2 separate regions of the Homo sapiens genome follow, and region 2 is linked to region 1. The links are chromatin contacts, found by Hi-C in ENCODE. All regions are on one chromosome and are shown on one strand. The core of a region is the stretch at or near the end of the contact, and the rest is flanking DNA. Distances in the headings are between cores, read along the strand shown.

Evidence for each region. Hi-C counts contacts between places; a loop is a spot of excess contacts on that map. Pooled maps may share reads with other maps.
Region 2: a pooled map shows a loop between it and region 1 (3-fold over the local background). The contact joins two enhancer-like sites. A Hi-C loop is called at or near these places in 1 of 168 maps with a recorded cell type or tissue (right cardiac atrium) and 6 of 50 pooled maps.

Annotation. Positions count from the first base shown.
Region 1 is chr2:188,895,744-188,899,416 of GRCh38, forward strand. No RefSeq gene overlaps it. Among named protein-coding and RNA genes, the nearest start is that of COL3A1, 77 kb to the right of the region's middle. Within about 2 kb of position 1,553, at least 4 of the 41 ENCODE cell types and tissues checked have a DNase peak (open chromatin) inside an H3K27ac peak, as active enhancers do.
Region 2 is chr2:188,784,080-188,788,130 of GRCh38, forward strand. All of the region lies in intron 1 of DIRC1 (disrupted in renal carcinoma 1), which reads right to left. Among named protein-coding and RNA genes, the nearest start is that of DIRC1, 4.0 kb to the right of the region's middle. Within about 2 kb of position 2,400, at least 7 of the 41 ENCODE cell types and tissues checked have a DNase peak (open chromatin) inside an H3K27ac peak, as active enhancers do.

The DNA.
Region 1 (3,673 bases), core at 303-2,802:
TTATCTTTTCATCTACCTACTCAATGTGTTTCCATCTTTAAATGATCTTTTTTCTGAGAACTATTTGTAGGATATAAGATCTTATAGAAAATAATCCAATTTTCTTAATACAGTAATTTTTAAATGCTATTGGACTAATGAATTAACTAAATAGTTGTCATTTCATAAGCATGGAAGCCCCTCAACTACAATAGTGGTATCATCTATAAAGCGATGTCTTTTACTTCTCATGGATGCAGAATCAAATTGATAAGACATTAATTCAACTAATAAATAGTATAGTTTTTTTTGTATGTGGGTTACAGTCGGATATTGCCAGTCTTGCTGTGATCCTATTTTGATATACTCTTGGGGTTTCTTTTTCCCCTAATGTGAGCATCTGATTTGTAGCACATCAGTAAAATTAACATATGCAGTTAAATTATACAGTAAGTACTAAGTCCATATTCCTCCTGCCTCAGGCCAGTGATCAATCAGATACTCTTCTTCAAGAACTTCAACCAAGAGCCCTGGAGAGAACAGGCTCAGAGTCACATTAACGATGGCACACCAGAGGGACAGTCCTTCAAACACCACTGCTCACTCACCTGGCTGAAATTATCACTGCTAGTGCAACCAGACATCCCTGGCATTCTTCTTGGTTATTCTATTTTTGTTCAAACTTTGTAAAACACCTAAGTACCGTTCCATAAACAATATATATTACTAAAAACCAGTTTTCTTGGTTTGAAAGAGAAGAATTACACAAGTATGAAGGAAACTGGAAACTATATACTTTAAAACCTAGGTTAGACTCTTAGAAACTTTCATATATGGATCTTCATGTTTTCTATTATAATATGGGCCTAGATATGTCTGTAGAAGAAAACCTATTGTCATTCATTGCATAAATTTTGTGTAAAGAGTATATTTTTTCTGTAAGAATTTTTTAATTTTTAGTCTATATAAATATAGCCAAAAATCTCATTAATTCTAAGACAAGAAAGTACTCATTGTCAACTAGAACCACAACATTCACAGCATCTTTTATTCTGTTTGTTATTTTGGAGAGTCAAATACCTAACATGACTTAAAAAGTTTTTTATTTTTGTTTAAAGCACATGTATCCTTCTCTTTCAACCAATATGCTTATCAAGAATCCAAATCAAGAGCTAAATCAAGCTGAATCAAGAAGCTAAATATTTGTGTTTGGTTTTGACTAATAATTAAAATAAATATAAATTTTAAAGTTAATGATATAGTGGAATTCTTACTAACTCCAGAAAATAAAACAAAAGTTATTGATACAGTGGAATTCTTACTAACTCCAGAAAATAAAACAAAACATGAAAACACACAGAAAAACAAAAAACTTGGATTGTTACATGACAGAATCATTCTCTGTGAGATCAATAGTTCCCACAGCTTCTACCAGGCAGGGTAAATGGTTTTAAAGGAGGATCGTGCTTAAATAAATATATTCTCAGCCACCCAATGGTTTGCTGATTTCTGAAGGGCCAGAAACACAGGCGAATGTTTGGCATCTCTGGTTTCTGACCTGGATTGAACTGGACATGCTGAAATAATGTGAGAAAAGACTGTTTTCTGGCTAGAACTGGAAGTATATCTGCCAGCATTCCTGTGAACATGCTTTTCTTCTGTCCAGCTTTGACTGTTTAAGAAGTCAAGTTATGTTAGACCTAGATTGTATTCCGAACTAGAGCTAGACTATAAAACTTTTTTGAGAATGATAGAAATGTTTAACCCAAATTTGTGAGGGCAGAGCATTTGGGAGTGATGAAATTTCCAAAAGTCAAAAACTTCTGATGAGTGAGAGAAATGAATTGTTAAAACATGTGTCAGTGGAAATGTCATCTTATCCAGGGAAGATGGCTTGAAAATACCTTTGCACCTAGTGTATAACCAAAGATCACTCCAGACAAAAAGCCCCCAGCAGAAGATTTTGAGATGTTAGGGATCGTCTATCACACCATGTTCAGTGGGAAGAAGAGGACACATTAATAGTTAAATCTCCATTTAAGCCAAAGCATGCTAAATTCGTATTACACTAATAGGTTATTTGAGATGGCCTAATTTTGTAATTTATAAATAACTTTAAACTTTATTATTCTTCAAATTGATCTCCGCCCACCAAACATTCCTTTTCATTTTTAGAGTTATGAATTTTCTAGTGGAGAACAAAGAGTGACTAATGACTAATCCGAGTTTGTATGCTGTTGTTAACATACTGAAAGTTTTTTTCTCCTACTTATTATTTTATCTTGTTCAAACATAACTTGATTCTCTTTTGGAATCATGAAATAGAGTTGGAAGGCTTCTTTAAGGGTCAAACATCCCAGAATATCCTTTGAGGAAAGGAGTGGCACATCATTCCCATGTTACACAAACAGTAGACTTTGCCTAGGCCTATGTCCTCAAGATCATCACAATTTGGGTCCATTTTTGCCTTTTCAGTCACCGGTAAAGAAGGAGAACAGCTAGCTTCTCTCCTTTGTATATTCATCTTTTATATACTTAGAGATCAGGCCCATCTCTCAGTGTTTAACGAAGACTAAACATGAAAAGGTTCTTTGGAACTTACTCATCACTTTTATTCCCAGTTAATTAATTATCATGTCGATGACCCCTGAAACTTTTCCAAATTTTTTTCCTCTTCAGTTGTAGGATTATAAGCGGGCACAAAAGTCTTGAAAGAACTCAGCCGTTACTGAAGAACATATGTTGAAAGTATTTTGTTACATTTCTTAAAGTTTATTGCACATTACCCTTTTTCTAAAATGAGGATAACACAGTTGACTCATATGCTCAAATTGGGTTTGTTATTTCACCCATTACCAGCCATGTTCTGTGAGTAGGCTGATAGTATATATTTTCCTCCCCATGTCCTCTATTTTCAGTCCTAGCCCCAGTTAAGAAGTTAAATATTTATGTTGGATTTTGACTAATAATCAATCTGATGTCCACAACCACCTCCTGTCTACATGTCTGTCTACATATGAAAGGTATTAAAATATTACCACTACCTATTGCAAAGATCCCAAAATTATCTAAATTTACTTCAATATTATCTAAACTATATTAAAGAGATAATTTTTAGTGGGAAACCACATTTGAGAATCAAATATGCAAGAATTAATTACCCTGTGACTATTGCTTCAAATCAAATTGGAATTAAACTTTCAAATGGGCTCTACTGCTAGATAAATAATTGTAATAAGTATGCAGAACTAACCTTCTTCAAGACTTGTTGTTTATCATATAACCTCTATCTTTAAAGCTAAATTAAAAATATCAGGGAATCTAAATGTACCCTTAATGAGGAAATCATTACTATTTACCTTGTTTTTTGTGGGGGGATATTTAATATTTCAATAATCCTATCAAATACTATTTTCTAAATAGCTGTGTTTGTTAAGAAAGATTTGGCAGCAATTAACACACTACCTCAATGACAGTGGCTTAAACCATAAAAATATGTATTGTTTTCTTAGTTTAAAACCCTCACAATCTCGGCCAGGGAGCTCAGTGATGTCAGCAAGAATCCAGGCTTATTCTTCCTGCTTTACCATGTTTTCATTTTTTTTGCATCTTCCAAGTTACAGGTGTCTGTCATAGCTCAAGGCAGGTTATAGTCATCTTCAGAGCAGGAAGAAGGGGAAATCTAACATTAGTC
Region 2 (4,051 bases), core at 1,150-3,649, 110 kb before region 1:
CTCATGACCCTCAGTTCTAGCTAAGATCAAAAGGATTATGTGTGGATGCAAATAGACTTAAGTAGTGAAATTATTTTTTAAAGGAAATCTCTAACAGAAATCAAAAGATAATTTTTTTGTAATGATGTAATGTCTGACTCAGCTGAACCTGCAGTATTCTACCTGCAAAGTAACTACAATAAAAGAAGACAGAGAGGCCCCATTTCCCCATGAGATATCTTGGTGTACAACTACTTTATTAACTGGCTTTAATGTGCACATTGGTTCCCCGAAAATAAACATCTATTTCAGGTTTGGAGATGTGATGTGCTCCCCTTCAGGTTCTGACTGACAAAGCCAACTGGAAAATGGGGCCTCACTGACTCAGGCTCTAATTCTGGAGAGTTTCACTGTTGTTGGAATAAAAATCATCAGAGAATAAAAGTCAAATGCAAAAATATTCTTTGACACTCTAGAGCAATCCTAGAGGTTACTGGAGGTAGTAATGTTGTATATGCTTCTTAGGACCCATAATGAAAATATGTGCCTAAGAGTTTATGTATTTTACATTAATTGATCAAAGTGTCATAATCCAAATATATCTTTCTAAGTTTTCATAATATTTTTAAGATTTCAAGTAATTCAAATGTTAAGATTTCTCTTTGAATTTCTTAACTTAATAAACTTATTCAATAGCCTATTAAACAGAAGACACTCTAGGGTTCCAAGAGGATAAATATATAGCCAGCTTCTAGAAACTTATAGCCTATTCAAATCAACTACATAAAATCATACTAACATAATTACTCGCTTAAACTAGATATATAAAGATAATATAGTATTTGATTCTTTGTTCATAACAAATAGAGCTCTATAAAGTTTGATTGCCAGCTATTCTTTTTTTCTTAAAGATCAAAGATTCACATTTCTAATATTTCTCAGTTATTCAATATCCATGAACGGTTAAAAGACATGAAAATGAATTTTTTTATTTTTTGAATTTTTTATTTACAATTTTAAGTTCAGGAGTGCATGTGCAGGATGTGCAGGTTTGTTACATAGAGGGGCCTGTTGGAGGGTTGGGGGTGGGAGGAGGGAAAGAGTCAGGAAGAATAGCTAATGGATGCTGGGCTTAATACTTGGGAAATAAGTCTAAAATATGTGTAGTCCTTTAATGATACTCTTGAGGACAGTACCGAGCCATCACTTTTAGATGACTAAACACATGTCTGAAGTTCAGAGACTGACATAAACCAGCCCTTAATTTTTTCCCCAGCAACATAATCATCCATACCATGATCACATCAGATGGGCAACAGAGACCACCTTATCTCTTTGGTCACCTTCTTTCTTCTTCCATCTTCTCGGTCTTCTCAGATTACAATTATTTGCTTTTTAAACTACTCGAAGTATATTACCTTAGAAACACAATTTGTAAATATTTAGGGGTTCTAATTTTAATTTCCAAGCATCCTTCAATGATTGGATAATATATTTTCCTATGTAACCCAAATGTTCCAAATCCTCTTGCTTTCATCTAATGTAATTGTATCAAGTCCAGAAGCCTTGGCCGTAATTCCAGGGATTACGGAGATACATATTTTTTCTCTTGTTCACTCCTCTCTCTTCTGAACTTCTGGCTTTTCTTTAATCACCACTGCCTCATTGCTCATTTGCTCATGCCGGGTGTTGTCCTCTCTCTTTACCACTTGGTCCCAAGTTGGAACGTAAACCGTCCCTAAGGCTCTATTAACACACAGCTATCGTGTGTGTCTGATGGCACTGAAGCCTTTGGAGATGATGGAGGAGAATCACAACATAGGACATGAAATAATCTAAAGCTGGGTATAGGTATCATGTTTCTTAAGTTTTCTGGTCATGCCCATAAAAGAGAGCTCTTTTGTGCCTGTCCTTCTCCTTAGGTATAAGCTTCCTCTGGTGGCTCTGGGGCCTGGTCACTCAGAACTGAACAACGCCCACTACTCGCCATCCCTACTCCCCACCCCACTAAACAGTAATTTGTGGAATAAATCAAACAAAACCAAAACATTCTCTCTCCAAGGTTAATACCTTTTACTTCACTATCCAGGGAATTAGTGTATTTTCTTAACTTTTCCCTGTAGATGCTTCACTTTCTGTAACTGAAAAGCCTACTAACTCCCCTAAATACAAGAACAACATTCACCAGAAGTAAATTTTGTCACGACATAAGATGGAAAGAATATACAGACAATGCTTTGTGATTTTTTAATTTACATTTTTCCCTCCTCTTTTGACATGAATTTGCATTTCTGTGTTTGCATAATCTCTATTTCTCTACTCAGAATTTCTAAGAAATGATAATCTTCTCTGGGAAAGAATGGTAGCCAGGAAATCATCTGAAATAAAAGTGAGTCACTTGGAAGTGAAGGACTGGCCCGACTGGGAGGAGTTAATTACACATGACACAAGGGAAACGCAAACCCAAACTTCATATTGGTCTGAGTGAGAGGAGTTAGTTAATTATAGTTGAAACAGGGGAAACTCAAACCCAAACTTTATACTGAGAGCTTTGAGCGCCCTTGTCATTAATAACTAGGCTAACAAATATATGAACATATCTACAGGCTCCTAGCTTTTTGTCTTTGAGCCCAGAGTTGAAAATAAATCCTTGGCAGTGATCCATTTGCTTCCATCTCTGTGTACCAACTTCATTTGTCAGAGTTCCCAAGCCAAAGTGATCTCCAAATCAAAAGGCAATACCCCAGGTCAAAAAGCTGCAATCACAAAAAGCTACTTTTAGCTCCAGAATTTTCTCCTCTTTCCCCGTTTCCCCAGATCCCTCCAGTTTTTCTTTTTGTCTCTGTCCATTTCTCTTTTTTTTTTTCCCATTTCTCCACTCTCTGTTTCCTAACACATGGTTTTAAATTGAGATTAAAGAGAACAAAAAGGAAGGCTGCAATGTTCATTGTCCTTTTCTTCCGTAGGATAGACATTTATACCACACTTTACAACATTTTCCCAGCTCCAGTAGGTTTTCTTTTTTCATGACAACTTTGTAAAACTGCATTCCTAAGGAAGTTCATCACTGTTTTTTATTGCATGCTCTTGAAATTTTCCAGAACCCTTACCAGAAGAGGCTTCAGTAAATGGAGTTAGCATTTGAGCTCTACAGAGTCAGAGTCAAAAATAACAGTAGTCACGTGGTCAACAATATTTATACGATACTTAATCGTCTGAGCTCACAAGATAAAGAGCAGGCATTTCACTGTTCATAACATGTTCAGAAAAAGTGGGTTTGTAACAAGGTTTTTAATACCTGTCACTTGCAGGAATGCTAGGTTCTTCTCAAAGGAGAATTCTACATTGATTTAAACTCATTGACATACAAAGTATGCATCATGGATATATGTGATTTTACATAACTACATAGACGTCATAACGGACCTATGTCCCCTTTCTTCACACAGAAGTAGCTCTGCCTCTAGGCAGCATTGCTCACATTATGAGAAGCAAAATTACTATCTTTTTTTCAAAAATGTTCATAAAGTAATTAAAGTAAGTAGAAAAATTCAACTTATAGTTTGGAGACTCTTGCAGAGATAGGTAAATTTTTTGAACTTTTAGAATAGGATTTATGTCTGTGTTGCTTTTCTGAGATCTGAAATGAATGTGTGTGTGTGTGTGTGTGTGTGTGTTTCCAAAGAGCTAACGTGGCATATCTTCATCCTCAGATTCACTTTTGCCCTTGGACTCTTTCTCACCCTTCTCCTCCTTAGGGAGACAGGGGAAACAAAAGTACTGTTTCAGCCAACTGACTTTATTAAAGCTTTCTCATCTACGAGGCATGAGAATATGTTTGTGAATCTGTTTCTCTTTTGTTTGGCAGTGAGAAGTGCAATTGCTCTTTAATTAGAACCTTCTGTGTACCATAAATATGGTTTAACCCAGGTGTTTAATCTACCTCCAATGCAAGTGCAAATTGGTGACATGAGTCAAATGACAATTTTATTTAATTATCAGACAAGTTAGGAATAGCTAAACGCCAGCCACCATCAATTCACTGAGTTAAGGATCTTTGCTAATAATTACA